2 separate regions of the Homo sapiens genome follow, and region 2 is linked to region 1. Evidence: chromatin contacts called from ENCODE Hi-C or POLR2A ChIA-PET data. All regions are on one chromosome and are shown on one strand. Each heading gives the region's core, a stretch centred on a gene start or an enhancer-like site at or near the end of the contact. The rest is flanking DNA. Distances are from core to core; before and after follow the strand shown. Region 1 overlaps MEI1 (meiotic double-stranded break formation protein 1). Region 2 overlaps SREBF2 (sterol regulatory element binding transcription factor 2).

Region 1 (7,804 bases), core at 2,352-4,851:
AGTCATGCTGTATCTTTTCTATGTTTAGATATACAAATGTCACTGTGTTACATTTGTCTACAATATTCAGTACAGTAACATGCTGTACAGGTTTGTAGCCTAGGAGTAACAGGTCATCCCATATACCTAGGTGTGTAGTAGGCTAGACCATCTAGATGTCTGTAAGTATACTCCATGATGTTGGTATGACAAAATCACCTAACACTGTGTTTCTAAAAATGTATCCCCATCATTAAGCAATGCATGACTGTATTGTCACTACTATCCCTGGACAGACTTAGATTGGTCTAGACCCATAATTCAATGGGTCATAATTTATAAGTACCTACTATGTGTGAAGAACTGACCCCGAATATTTCATCTGGTGAAGAAAACCTAGTATCTTAGTTCTGTCCCCTGCTACTCTCCTTGGTATCTAATTTGTTGTTCAATTTGCCTTCTTGAGTGGAAGGAAAAAAAGTGGAGTTAAAGCCAGCCACTAGGCAGTTTACCTTATCTAATCTAATTAGCCCATCTAATTCCTGATGGGAATTTCAGTAACGTACTTCACCAAAAAGTATTGACAGCCTGGGCAACCTGGTGAAACCCCATCTCTTAAAAAAAAAAGTAAAAAATTAGTTGGGTGTGGTGGCGTGCACCTGTAGTCCCAGCTACTCGGGAGGCTGAGGCAGGAGAATTGCGTGAACCCGGGAGGTGGAGGTTGCAGTGAGCCCAGATCATGCCACGGCACTGCACCCTGGGCAACAGTGTGAGACTGTGTCTCCAGAAAAAAAAGTACTGGGGCATCTGACAATTCTAGGTATGCCTGAGCAAGTAATGTACATATAATATTATCATGTAAGTCATGGCAAAAAAGAGGAGGAGTCCCTCTGCCATCAGAAATGTCCATCTACATGCCCCATGGGCTTCCTTTAACATTAAACCTGTGTCAGCAGAATCTGCTTGAGAGATGACAGGGAGGTGAGAGGGGATGGTGACTAAGATCTGCATTTCATAGTGTCATCCCCTGGGGGGAAGAGAGGCACACATCTCTCAGTTGGTAGACTTCCATTAGACTTAGGAAAGAGTATGGATTTACAGAAACTAGGCACCTACAAGTAGAAGAGACCACCACCCCTCCAACTCACATGCAGACAGTGATAAGTCTGGAGGTGGGCTGAAGCAGATGTGGGTGCCTCCTGACCTCAGTAAACCGGCTCTCAGAGAGAGAAGGCCCACGATTTCTGAATGTAGAAATGAATGAGTGGTTGCCTACCAGCAAGATGAGCAGGATGCTGGGGATGCTTCTGAGCAACTGGAACAGGACTACTAAGCTGGCAGGAAGGGCGGGCTGCCCAGCAGAGGTGACATCATCCAGTTCCTCATAGCTGCTCTCTTCCCAGAAGAACCAAAGTTCCAGGACACGGTGCCCATACCTACTCATGAGCTCTGGATACAACAGAAAGAACCTGAGCAGGAGCGGATGGTGAGTATAGACTAGCTGCAGGTCTGGGATGCCTTCTAGGAATTTTCTGATTGCACTGACCATAGTCTGGAGGCAAAACAAAGAAAGGAGGTAAATACACCTTGCAGAGGACCCAAGAGACCCCAACATGGCCAAGAGATGACTAGGAAAAATGTACTGTCATCTCAGTATTCCAGGACACCTTGGCTAGCTCATCCCAAGGCACTTTAGTGAGAAAATACCACTGTACTTACCTTATAACAGAAGTTATCAACTAGGGGTGATTTTGTCCCCATGGGACATTTGGTAAAGTCTGGAGACATTTTTTACTATCTTGATTGGGGGAATGCTATTGGGATCTAGTAGGGAGAGAGTGGGGATGCTGCTAAATATCCTACAAAGCTTATCACACAAGAATGATCTGGTGCAAAATATTAATAGTGCCGAGGTCAAGAAACCCAGCTTGATGATGGTACCACAGTGGGTTGTAATTGTCAGTGTGCATGTCTACTTCCCACACTAGACTGAAAGCTGCTTGAGGGTAGGGACTGTGGCAGATTAATCTGTGCACTTAGCATAGGGCCTGGCACAGAAGGGGTGAAGGGGAGATATGTTGAATAATTTCTTTTTTTTTTTCTGAGACAGAGTTTCGCTCCTGTTGCCCAGGCTGGAGTGCAATGGCATGATCTCGGCTCACCGCAACCTCTGCCTCCCGGGTTCAAGTGATTCTCCTGCCTCAGCCTCCTGAGTAGCTGGGATTACAGGCATGTGCCACCATGCCCGGCTAATTTTGTATTTTTAGTAGAGACGGAGTTCCTCCATGTTGGTCAGGCTGGTTTCAAACCCCTGACCTCAGGTGATCTGCCCGCCTTGGCCTCCTAAAGTGCTGGGATTACAGGTGTGAGCCACCGTGCCCGGCCTTGTTGAATAATTTCTTACTCCTCACAAACCTACCTCTTCCCATTGCATTCCCATAACAATGTTCAAATTTCTTAGTATGAGGCTGGGCGTGGGGGCTCATGCCTGTAATCCCAGCACTTTGGGAGGCTGAGGTGGGCGGATCACCTGAGGTCGGGAGTTTGAGACCAGCCTGGCCAACATGGAGAAACTCCGTCTCTACTAAAAATAAAAAATTTGCCGGGCATAATGGCACATGCCTGTAATCCCAGCTACTTGGGAGGCTGAGGCAGGAGACTCACTTGAACCCGGGAGGCAGAGGTTGTGGTGAGCCAAGATCACGCCATTGCACTCTAGCCTGGGTAACAAGAGTGAAACTCCATCTCAAAAAAAAAAAAATTCCTTAATATGCTATTATATGGGTTTTACAGTTTTGGCTCATTTAGGTCTTTCACTCATTGTGAGTTCATTTTTGTGTATGATATGAGTTAAGAGTCCAACTTCATTCTTTTGCATGTGTATATCTAGTTGTTCCTGAAAATTTTCTGAAAAGACAAATCTTCCCCCATTGAATTATCTTGGCATCCTCATCAAAAATTGACCATAAATGTATGGGTTTACTTCTGGACTCTCAATTCTATTTCATTGATCTATATGTCTACTCCTATGTCAGTACCACACTATCCTGATTACTATAGTTTTTTGCTAAGTTCCAAAATAAAAAAGGTATGAGTCTTCCAACTTTGTTCTTTTTTTTCAAGATTGTTTTGACTATTTTGCATTTCCATATGAATTTTAGGTTCAGCTTATTCATTTTTGCAAAAAAGTACAATTGGGATTTTGATACAGATTGCATTGAATCTACCGATCAATTTGGAGAGCACTGCCATCTTAAACTATTAAGTCTTCCAATTCATGAATGCAGTCTGTTAATTTAGATTTTTAATTAAGAAAAAAACTAGAGAAAAACAGTAATGTTTTGAAATTTTCACTATATAAGTTGATATGATTTGGATTTGTGTCCCCGCCCAAATCTCATGTCCAAATTATAATCCTCAGTGTTGGAGGAGGAGCCTGGTGGGAGGTGACTGGATCATGGGGGTGGACCTCCCCGTTGCTGTTCTTGTGATACTGAGTGAATTCTCATGAGCTCTGGTTGTTTTAAAGTTTGTAGCACCTCCCTTTTCACTCTCTTCCTCCTTCTCCAGCCATATAAGATATGCCAGCTTCCCCTTTGCTTTCTGCCATGACTGTAAGATTCCTGAGACCTCCTCAGCCATGCTTCCTGTATAGCCTGTGAAACTGTGAGTCACATAAATCTCTTGTCTTTATAAATTACTCAGTCTCTGGTAGTTCTTTATAAGAATGCGAGAACTGACTAACACAAAGTCCTTATACTTTGTTAAGTTATATTCCCAAGTATTTAATTTCTTGATGCTATTGTAAATGGAATTGTTCCCTTAATTTCATTTTTTTTTTTTTTTTGGGAGACAGGGTCTCACTATGTCACCCAGACTGGAATGCAGTGGCGCAATCTCAGCTCACAGCTCACTGCAACCTCCGCCTCCAGGATTCAAGCAATTCTCCTGCCTCAGCCTCCCGAGTAGCTGGGACTACAGGCGCATGCCGCCACGCCCAGCTAATTTTTTGTATTTTAGTAGAGACAGGGTTTCACCATGTTGCCCAGGCTGCTCTCAAACTCCTGAGCTCAGTCAATCCGCCCGCCTCGGCCTCCCAAAGTGCTAGGATTACAGGCGTGAGCAACTGCGCCCGGCCTAATTTCATTTTCAAGCATGTTAATAAAGACTTAAGTCTACCTTTTCAGCTCCTCTCTATTCTACCTCCCATATGACTTAGCTAAGGCACATTAAGCTAGGCTTCCTTCCTTGAATGGATAGATTGGGCATCTTCCCACTTCTGTACATTAAATCATACTCTGCTCTCAGCTTCAAAGTTCTCCCTTCACCTCCTCCATCTCCTCCACAAAGCCTCTCCTGATGCTATATAATGCTTTGCTGGTTCTTGACCAGTCCCCCAGCTCCAGGAGAGCACTCATTACTGTAGCTGCCTGACCCATAGGAGATCTTTTTGTCTCTCCTGACAAACTTGTGTTCTCTGAGGGCAAGGAACTTGTTTGATTCATTTCAGACCTGACAGGGCCCCACATGGTACCTAGCTCATGTCAAGTGGTCAATCCACATTGGTTGAGTAGCTGAAATGTTGAGAAGCAAATAAAAAATCATCGGCATAGAGTTGTGTTCAACAGCTTAGGAAATGCTGATCAAACTGCAATGAAGTTGCTGAAAAGGAAGAGTTTCCAGGCATAAGTAAGGCCTGACACTCTGAAATATCCATCCCCACAGAGACACCCACACTCTGGCTATTGGGGATCCTCAGACACATACCTTAACACACATCAGTGTGTATCTCCTCCACTGCTTCCACAAAGGCTCAAAGACCATGAGAATCAGAAAGGATCTCAGAGATAACTCTGCCCAAGGCCCAGAAAGGGAAGGAGATCTCGCCAGGAAGGCCCAGAACATTAGCAACAGAACGAGAATGTGGACCCAGGAGTCCTGCCTTTCTGCACAATGCATGTATACAAGGTTACCCTGCTTCTACATAAAGGGCATTCACAGGTAAATGGTACCAAGGAAGCCTTTTCATAAAGATACCACATAAAGAAGGTGACATCAGAGACAGAAGCCAAGGAAAGGCCTGGGAGCTAGCAGGCAAATTTTATGGGGAAGACGTCCACGAGCCTCCTGAAGGTGCCCCTTGCAGCACTACCTCATCTAGGCAGTCCCATTGCTCACCAAGGACCTCAGTGACCATGGAGGGTGCTCCTCTACCCACACCTCTTTAGCCCAACCAGCTGCCCAGAACAAAGAGCTTCCCTGCCTCCAGTAGCTTGATGGTCCCTGTTCTGCCTTCTAAACTCTTTCACCTCCCTTCTAACCTTTCTTTTCACTCTAATCAGAACAACTTCCTGATAAACTAGGGCAACGTGAATCTACACGAGTAATTCTCAAAAATAATACTGGAGACAGGAGCAGTGGCTCACACCTGTAATCCTAGCACTTTGGGAGGCTAAGGCAGGGGGATTGCCTGAGCCCAGGAGTTTGAGACCAGTCCGTCTCTACAGGAAATAAAAATAATTAGCCAGGCATATGCAGTGGTGCATGCCTGTGGTACCAGCTACTCAGGAAGCTGAGGTGGGAATATTGCTTGAGCTCAGGAGGTCAAGCCTGCAGGGAGTTGTGATCACACCACTGCACTCCAGTCTGGGTGACAGAGCAAGACCCTGTCTCGAAAAATAATAATAATATTGAGTAAAATGAATAATAAAAAGAAAGAAAACGTCCATACAGTAGAATTCCAACTAAAAAATATAGAAGGAATTGTAAGCCAGGCACGGTGGCTCACACCTGTAATCCCAGCACTTTGGAAGGCTGAGGCGGGTGGATCAGAAGGTCAGGAGTTCGAGACCAGCCTGGCCAACATGGTGAAACCCTGTCTCTACTAAGAACACAAAAATTAGCCAGGCATGGTGGCACGCACCTGTAATCCCAGCTACTTGGGGCACTGAGGCAGGATAATTGCTTGAACCCGAGGCAGAGGTTGCAGTGAGCAGAGATCGCGCCACTGCACTCCAGCTTGGGCGACAGAGCAAAACTCTGTCTCAAAAAACAAAAACCGTATGGCCGGCACGGTGGCTCATGCCTGTAATCCCAGCACTTTGGGAGGCCGAGGCGGGCAGATCAAGACCATCCTGGCTAATACGGTGAAACCCCGTCTCTACTAAGAAATACAAAAAATTAGTCAGGCATGGTGGCGGGTGCCTGTAATCCCAGCTACTCAGGAGGCTGAGGCAGGAGAATGGTATGAACCCGGGAGGCGGAGGTTGCAGTGAGCCGAGATCACGCCACTGCACTCTCTAGCCTGGCGACAGAGCAAGACTCCGTCTAAAAAAAAAAAAAAAAAAAAAAAAAGAACATTTTGGTATAGTGAAATTTGACTATTGATGACTAAGGATTACACAATATTATATACAATGTTAAATTTCTTGATTTTGATCACTGTACACTGATTATGTAACAGAGAAAGTCCTAATTCTTAGGAAATACAAATTGAAGTATTTATGAATAAAATGACTCTCTGAAAATTATTTTCAAGTGGTTCAGAAAAAAAGAATAAGGGGGTGGGGATGGGAAGAGAGAGAATGCAAATGAGATAAAAATAAAAATTGGTGAATCTGGCTAATCGGTGTCTTTGAACTGTTCTTGAAATTTTTTTGTAAGATGAAATAATATCAAAATAAAATTGAGTAGAAAAATCAAGTTGTGATTGTATGTTGCCCTTTATATATTTATACTAAATTTTATCTTATTTTTTGAGACAACGTCTTACTCTGTCACCCAGGCTGGAGTGCGGTGGCATGAACATGGCTCACTGCAGCCTCGACCTCTTGCGCTCAAGTAATCCTCCCACCTCAGCCTTCCCAGTAGCTGGGACCACAGGTGCGCACCACCATACCTGGCCAATTTTTAAAAATTTTCTGGCTGGGCACGGTGGCTCATGCCTGTAATCCCAGCACTTTGAAAGGCTGAGGTGGGTGGATCGCCTGAGGTCAGGAGTTAGAGACCAGCCTGACCAACATGTTGAAAACCCGTCTCTACTAAAAATACAATAATTAGCTGGGCGTGGTGGCACATGCCTATAATCCCACTGTAATCCCAGCTACTCGGGAGGCTGAGGCAGGAGAATTGCTTGAACCTGGGAAGCGGAGGTTACAGTGAGCCAAGATGGCGCCATTGCACTCCAGCCTGGGAAACAAGAGCAAGACTCTTGGTTGTTCAATTATTAGAACTTTTCATTTTGAAGCAAAGGCTTCTCAGGTCATGAACATTATTAGTATTCTGAAAAAAAAAATCAAGACTGAAGTTCAAGTAACTTTCTCTAGGTCACACAGTTAACTGATGCGGGAGTCGGACTCCAGCTCAGACTTGACTGACTCCTAAGGCTCATTCCTTAGTACCACCTCTGGTTGGTACAGGAGCAAAGAGCTCTAAGGTATTGGTATCTTCTTCTGGTAACAGTTTATTAAAGAAAGTGGATTGCTGGGACTCAGATCATTGTTAATTAGGCTATTGGATCACTTTCGTGGTGGTTGTGTGTGGACAAGTTTTCTCTCTCCAGCTTCCTTATAAACTCCTGGAATCAAGGACCACGTCTGATTCATCACTGAACCTCTCACCTATTTCATAGAATATTGCTTCTGTTCCTTAGTGTGGACCCTTCAGTCTAAAGCTAAAGGCACTCTTCCTCCATTGACTATTAATTTTGCCTCTTTTTGATTACTGTTGAGGCAAATGTGATGAGAGTAGACCTGGTTTAATTTGAGTGGAAACAGAAAGGCATAGTGGAAGTGAATGGGTTTTCAAGTAAGACACACCTGGGCAC
Region 2 (7,804 bases), core at 3,700-6,199, 94 kb before region 1:
TGGCGTGATCATTACCGTCTGTTGTTGCAGCTGAGTTTGAGGTTGAGGCTGGGGCTGGGGGCGGGGCTGAAGAATAGGAGTTGCCCTGGGTGTGGTGGGAACTGAGGTGGGAGAAACCTTGACTTGCAGAGTTGGAGCCTGTGGGGAGGCCGCCGAGGGAGAGAAGGAAGGTAATGTGACCTGGGTGAATGACCGTTGCACTGAAGGGTCCACAGCTCCGCTGCTGCTGCCCCTGCCATTGCTGCTGCTGCTGCTGCTGCCACTGCTGCCGCTGCTGCTACCACTACCACCACTGCCAGGAAAGGAGCTACACAGCTGTTCTGAAAACAAGTCAGGGAACTCTCCCACTTGATTACTGACAAATTGCAGCATCTCTGTGAACAAAAGAAAAGGAGTAATTTTATTGCTATCCAAAAAGTGAACTTTCAAACTTGCTTAAGAAACTAAGGCATGAAAACTCAATGACTTTCCTAAGACCATGGCAGAAATGGGTCAGGAAACCCTTACCTCTTTCTTGTGGGGATCATCTGGGCCAAGATGGCTGCCCAAGGTCCCAGGACAACAGGACAGGACTTTATCTGTTTGATGTTCTTTTCCCTCCTCACACTCACCTCCAGGCCCTTTCTCTCATTTTCTTTCTTTTTTCTTTTTGAGACGGAGTCTTCCTCTATCGCCCACGCTGGATGGAGTGCAGTGGCGCGAACTTGTCTTACTTCAACCTCTGCCTCCTGGGTTCAAGCGATTCTCCCGCCTCAGCCTCCTGAGTAGCTGGGACTATAGGTGCACGGCACCATGCCCGGCTAATTTTTGTAATTTTAGTAGAGACAGGGTTTCACCATATTGATAGGTGGGTCTCGAACTCCTGACCTTAGGTGATCCACCCACCTCAGCCTCCCAAAGTGCTGGGATTACAGGTGTGAGCCACCGCACCCAGCCTCTCTCTTTTTCCTGATTGTTTTGATCATAAAAGGAACTACCTTTGTACTAGATGGGTGCTGTTCTGTCGAAGGTACCAAGGGTCCTTTTTTACAGCTGGAAACACTGAGGCAGCGAGTAGGGAGTCACTGTCCTAAGGCTGTGAGTATAGCGGTTTTGGCTTGTGAGGCCACCTCTAATCCTAGCACTGCAGACCCAAACTTGCTCTAACCTCTTTCCTCCTCACCACAGGGAGGCTCTAGGCCTCCTCTCCAAGCTGAGTAAAACCCTGGGCACTGTTGGTATTCTTGGAAACACTCAGGGACAACCAAGTTGATGGCCCCTAAGTCATGGAGCTTCAGGGATGCAAAGAATGGAAAAACCATATATGAAGTCCAGGAGAGGAAAGTAACTTGGCCAAGGTCACACAGCTTGTCAGGGTACAGCTAGGATTAGAACCAGTTCTCTGCCTCCCAGCTTTGTGTTCTTCTACCACAACACAGTGCAGGTATGTTGCCAGGCCAGGACACAGCAAGCCTGCCCCACCCTGAACTCCGTGCTTCCCAGGGCCCATGCTAGCCCTTGTCTGGTTGTGCCCCTTTTCTCTGGGCAAGGAGTCTTGGGTCCAAAGGGATTTGTCCACCTGGAGACCTCGCTTCCCTTTCTAGATCATGTTCCAAGTAGCTGGGACCCTTAAATTCCCAGCCCAAAGGGTCTCAAGCCTACTTCCAGGGCCTCTTCCCTGGTCAATCTTCCCAAAGGCTTTCCAAAACCCAACTTAACCCACAACTACCCCATCATCTCTCACGACTCCCTTCTTTTTCATATGACTGGTCCCTATAGAAGTCAGGAGCCTCAGCTTTGTCCCAGATAGTTTCAGACCTACAATTCTCTACATTGTCCATATTCTTTTCTCTTTTCTCTCTCCAATACGTTCCCAAGAAGCTACTGCTTGTTCTTGAACTATGGCCCCTCCTTTCCAAACCTTCAAGGCCATGTGATGCTCTGATTTAGACACCAAAACAACAAAAACCACCACACCACCACTATAAAAAAATAAAAGGAACCATCTCCATTCCCCCAAACCTCCACCAAGATGTCCTTCTCAGGTCTCTGATGCTGTGTGTGTGTGTGTGTGTGTGTTTTTTGGGGGATGTGGGGGCCTGGAGCCTGGGGTATATTTGTATATCTGACAAACAGAAAGCTGCTGAGACCGGTTGTGGTGGCTCATGCCTGTAATCCCAGTGCATTGTGAGGCCAAGGTGGGAGGGTCACTTGAGGTCAGGAGTTTGAGAACAGCCTGGGCAACACAGCGAGACTCTGTCTCTCTTTTTTTTGAGATAGGGTATTGCTCTGTCACCCAGGTTGGAGTGCAGTGTTGCAATTTCAGCTCACTGCAGCCTCCACCTCCCAGGCTCAAGCGATCCTTCCACATCAGCCTCCTGAGTAGCTGGGACCACAGGTGTGCGCCAACCATGCCCGGCTAATTTTTGTATTTTCTGTAGAGACGAGATTTCACCATGTTGCCCAGGCTGGTCTCAAACTCCTGAAAAGCAACCTCTCGGTTTGGCCTCCCAAAGTGCTGGGACTACAGGCATGAGCCAGGGCACCTAGCCAGATCCCTTCTCTGAACACAAAACAAACAAACAAAAAAACACAAAGATTTTTTGGGCCGGGCGCGGTGACTCACGCCTATAATCCCAGCACTTTGGGAGGCCAAGGCGTGCGGATCACAAGGTCAGGAGATCGAGACCATCCTGGCTAACACGGTGAAACCCCGTCTCTACTAAAAATACAAAAAATTAGCTGGGCGTGGTGGTGGGCGCCTGTAGTCCAAGCTACTCGGGAGGCTGAGTCAGGAGAATGGAGTGAACCCGGGAGGCAGAGCTTGCAGTGAGCAGAGATCGTGCCACTGCACTCCAGCCTGGGCAACAGAGCGAGACTCAGTCTCAAAAAAAAAAAAAAATATATATATATATACATATATATATATATTTTGATATTTTGTGTGTGTGTGTGTGTGTGTGTATATATATATATATATATATATATATATATATATATATGCTTGCAGAAGGATAGGAAAAATAAATCATAATTAAATGTAAATAGGCCAGGGGTGGTGGCTTATGCTTGTAATCCCAGCACTTTGGGAGGCCAAGGCAGGTGGATCACCTGAAGTCAGGAGTTCGAGACCAGCCTGACAAACATGGTGAAAACCCCTGTCTACTACAAAAATTAGCCAGGCATGGTGGTGGGTGCCTGTAATCCCAGCTACTCGGGAGGCTGAGGCAGGAGAATCGCTTGAACCCAGGAGGCAGAGGTTGCAGTAAGCCGAGATGACTGCGTCACTGTACTCCAGCCTAGGGAACAGAGCAAGACTCCGTCCCAAAAAATAAATAAATAAATAGATAGATAAATAAATAAATGTAAATAAATAAAGCTGCTGGGGCTTTCTAGTGTAGTCTCCATATGGGATAACTGGAGCTTTGCATTTCAATCTGGGCACCTTAAGTATTCAGTCAGTTAAACCTGCTGGGAAAAACAGCATCTCACCAGACTACATTCCTACATAGTGGTATTATTTACCAACATCTTGACACTAAGCTCTGTCCTCACTCAGCCTTGTGCGAGGGAGAAATGGGCAGATTGCTACAGATATTGCAGCTTGTACTAACCAATTCCAATTCCGTGACATGATTAAACTGAGAAATGTCCTCAAATTCAGTACATTTAAACAAAACATAATTTAGTGCTGACACACTCCAAGTACAAGATTATAAAATGCTTTAAGAAAATGACTAAGAGAAATCTAAGAATTTGTTGAACCTTTTAGAATTCCCCCAAAATCCCAACTCTGTAAGAAATCAATACAGAGGGCTGTAACACAGAGCCAGAAGAATATCACACACTGGCCGACAGTTTCCATCCATGGAAAGCTAAGGAGGGCAGAAGGCCAGGGTGGCCTCATAGATGCGCACAGGCTTTGGTGGTAGTCAGGCCTAGGTGTGAGTCTCTGGAGGCCCACCTAATCAGTGGTGTGAGCGTGGGCAAGATACTTCTCTTTAAGCCTTGGTTTCCTCACTACAAAAGGCTGCTTTGAAAATACACACTTGGCCTCTTTGCCCTGAGGATTAATAAGATAATTTATCCGAAGTGCTTGGTGAAGGGTAGACCCTTATGCAGGTCAATGTTGGCGGTACTTCCAGAGCACCCACTACACAGGCATGTGGGTGCACTGATCTCATTTTGTCAAGTACTCTTGAAACCCTTTTGTGGGAAAGATATGGGCTGGTGTGGTGAAGTAACCTACACAGGTCAGAAAGCTTAGTTCACGAAGCGTAAGAGTGTGTAGGCAGATGGAATGAGACTACTTAAATTAAAATAAAAAAGTCCCTTTCAACCCACACACAAAAAGCTCCAGTGGAGCCATCTCCAGTCAGCCGGGCAGCCGGGTACTGGGCTGAGTGGCACAGAGGGGCTGTTAAGATGAACATCTGCAGAAAGGAGTGATGGGAAGCTCCAGAAGGGCACGCAGAGCCTCTCCAGGACCCCATCTGGTCTGCGGTGCCAGGAAAGAGGAGGCCTGGAGAACCAGGGTGTAGTTGTGCTTTGTAACTGTGAGCTACACCCATGGGAATGTCCTAATGGCTCCTCACTGTTCCCTGCTCTGATCATTCACATTCTGTGATTACACAGGCTGTCATTTCCACAGAGAGCCATGAAACTCAGAAAAGGGAGGCCCGGGAGAAGGCGAGTTTTATGGAGCTTTGAAAATGAAGCTCCAGTTCCTACGGCAGGCCACAAAGCTCAGGGCCAGAGACAGGCCTCCCACGAGCTAGGCTGGCACGCTCAAGCTCATCTCACTCCCCTGCTCCTGTTTTTAGCTGCTTTGTAAACTTATAGCTAAGTTGCTTAACAAAGTAGGTGAGGCCCCAGGAAACTGTATCTGGGTTCTGGTCTCTAAAAGCAAATAACCAAAATTAGAGGTTCCTGTTATCATCCGTGCATTGCAAGCAGCCCCATGACTCACAAAGAGACCCTGAGTTCACATGAACTTTATGGAGCTTGTGGCTTGGAGGTAACATAAATATCACTTTGCTCAGCTCAGCCTTCAGCATCTACCTGAGAATGAGGTAACCTGAAATCTGGTTAAATTAATTCTGGTCAAGAATAAAGAATGTGAAGCCTCCAAATAGGGTTACAGTTTCTCCAAATTACAGATTCAGTCAATAATCCTTTAACAGGTATTTGTTACCCAGCCCTATTAGGGGCTGGGAAACCTAGTTTACAAAGGTCATTTATTCTTATATTTTGTATTTATTATGCACCTTGTGTTAGACAATGTTTTTAATAATTTTTTTTTTTTTTGAGACAAAGTCTCGCTCTGTTGCCCAGGCGTGCAGTGGTGCAATCTCGGCTCACTGCAACCTCCACCTCCTGGGTTCAAGTGATTCTTCTGCCTCAGCCTCCCAAGTAGCTGGGGCTACAGGCACACACCACCACGCCCTGCTAATTTTTGTATTTTTAGTAGAGACAGGGTTTCACCATGTTGGCCAGGCTGGTCTCGAACTCCTGACCTCAGATGATCCGCCTACCTCGGCCTCTCAAAGTGCTAGGATTACAGGTGTGAGCCACTGCGCCTGGCCCTGTTTTTAATAATTTGTTAAAATCATAAAAGTAATATATTCACTAAAGAAAAATTTAGAAAGCATATAAATGAAAAGAACAAAAATAAAAATCATCCAGCAGTTCCACTATTCTTGAGTCATCCATTGTCAATTTTTTTTTTTTTAAATGGAGTCTTACTCAGTTGCCCAGGCTAGAGTGCAGTGGCATGATCTTGGCTCACCACAACCTCCACATCCCAGGTTCAAGCAATTCTCCTGCCTCAGCCTCCCGGTGTAATCCCACTGAGTAGGTGGGATTACAGGTGCGTGCCACCATGCCCAGCTAATTTTTGTATTTTTAGTAGAGAGGGGGTTTCACCACAATGGACAGGCTCGTCTCGAACTGCTGACCTTGTGATCCACCTGCCTCGGCCTCCCAAAGTGCTGGGATTACAGGCGTGAGCCACAGCGCCCGGCCCATTGTCAATGTTTTAATGTGTGCCCTTCCAGATTTCTTCCTCTACAAGGCTTGCTTGCACACTTAAGCATGCACATGCATGCAAATTGTTTTACAAAAATGAGATCACACTGAACATGCTACTTTGCACCCTGTTCCCTTTGGTTAATAAATATGAAGAACATTCAGTGTCAACCATTACAGACGTAACATCATCCTTTTCAGAGTCCCACGGTATCATTCTGTGTGCCATTGTACTGTACCAGTGTATTAAAATTTGTTTAACTTAATGATGAAAAATTGCTTTAAATTTTTCAGCCTTATCTTTTTTTTTTATTTTTTTGAGACAGGGTCTTGCTCTCTTGCCCAGGCTGGAAGGCAGTGGTGGGGCTCAATGCAGCCTCTACCTCCTGTGCTTAAGCAATCCTCCCACCTCAGACTCCTGAGTAGCTGGGACTACAAGCATGCATCACCAAACCTGGCTAACTTTAAAGAAATCTTTTTTTTGTGGAGACAGAGTCTCCCTATGTTGTCTAAGCTGGTCTCAAACTCCTGGGCTCAAGCGATCCTCTTGACTTGGCCTCCCAAAGTGCTGGGATTACAGGCGTGTGCCACCACACCCAGCAAGTTATTCGGCATTATTAACAACTCTTTTGTTCCCCCACTTCTCTATTTTCTTAGGATAAATTCCTAGAAGTTAGATGGCTGGGTCAAAGGACCACTATACATGCTTTGGAAAGGTTTCAAAAATCTATGCTCCTGCTAGTGTTTCCTCACAGCCATTTCTGTCAATCTGATAGTGGAAAAAACCAACATGGAATTGTTTTGTCTTGCATGACTGAGTACTAACTGAGGCTGAAAGTCTTTTTTTTTTCTAAAGTCCCAATTTTATTGAGCATTTGCATTTCTTCCTTTGTAAACCGCCTGCTCTTGACCTTCGTCCATTTTTGCTATCAGGCTATTTTGTCTTTTTTTTTTTTTCACTGATTTAAAAAACTTCCAGATATTATAGATACTTATTCTTCTTAAATGTCTGCAAGTACTTCCCCCACTTTGTTATTTCTCTTTTAATATGTTCAGAAAAAAAGAATGACATAGCAATTAAGAATCACCATGTCGGCCTGGCGCGGTGGCTCACACCTGTAATCCCAGCACTTTGGGAGGCCGAGGCGGGCGGATCATGAGGTCAGGAGATCGAGACCATCCTGGCTAACACGGTGAAACCCCGTCTCTACTAAAAATATAAAAAATTAGCTGGGCGTGGTGGCGGGCGCCTGTAGTCCCAGCTACTTGGGCGGTTGAGGCAGGAGAATGGCGAGAACCTGGGAGGCGGAGCTTGCACCGAGATTGCGCCACTGCACTCCAGCCTGGGTGACAGAGCGAGACTCCGTCTCAAAAAAAAAAAAAAAAAAAAAAAAAAAAAGAATCACCATATCCTAGCCTTGGAACCTGGGGCAAGTTTTACCTCTTTCAGCTGCAGTTTTTCTCAACTGTACATTGTGGCTAACAATTACAGCTAACTCACGGATTGATGAGATAACTCATGTGGAATCTATGGCACCATGCCTGGCACTTAGTATTAGCTAGTACACATTATTCATAGTGGGTTTTTTTTTTTTGACACTTTTGCTTTAACTCTTACTTTGAAAATGTGAATTTGTTCAAATGCATCAGATACATCCAGAAACAATCTGAGCATAATATAAATTTTGCATTTGCTTATGCATGAGAAAAACACTAGGAAGTGCAGAAAACCATATTCGGCTGAAATGAGCCATGCAGGAATGCACAAAATGTGCACACACATACACAGGCACCTTAA

What was found. Hi-C counts contacts between places; a loop is a spot of excess contacts on that map. ChIA-PET counts read pairs that join two places held with the same protein, here RNA polymerase II (POLR2A). Pooled maps may share reads with other maps.
Region 2: a pooled map shows a loop between it and region 1 (2.5-fold over the local background). The contact joins two enhancer-like sites. A Hi-C loop is called at or near these places in 1 of 37 single-sample maps with no recorded cell type and 4 of 50 pooled maps. POLR2A ChIA-PET finds 5 or more read pairs at or near these places in 7 of 52 experiments (A673, B cell, MCF 10A and 2 more).

What each region holds. Positions count from the first base shown.
Region 1 is chr22:41,764,413-41,772,216 of GRCh38, reverse strand. It overlaps MEI1 (meiotic double-stranded break formation protein 1), which reads right to left. Exons shown (of 31, transcript NM_152513.4): 20 at 1,256-1,531. Among named protein-coding and RNA genes, the nearest start is that of CCDC134, 32 kb to the left of the region's middle. Within about 2 kb of position 3,601, at least 2 of the 41 ENCODE cell types and tissues checked have a DNase peak (open chromatin) inside an H3K27ac peak, as active enhancers do.
Region 2 is chr22:41,859,401-41,867,204 of GRCh38, reverse strand. SREBF2 (sterol regulatory element binding transcription factor 2) reads right to left here. Exons shown (of 19, transcript NM_004599.4): 2 at 1-374. Among named protein-coding and RNA genes, the nearest start is that of SREBF2-AS1, 29 kb to the right of the region's middle. RefSeq lists an enhancer at 4,054-4,554. Within about 2 kb of position 4,949, at least 11 of the 41 ENCODE cell types and tissues checked have a DNase peak (open chromatin) inside an H3K27ac peak, as active enhancers do.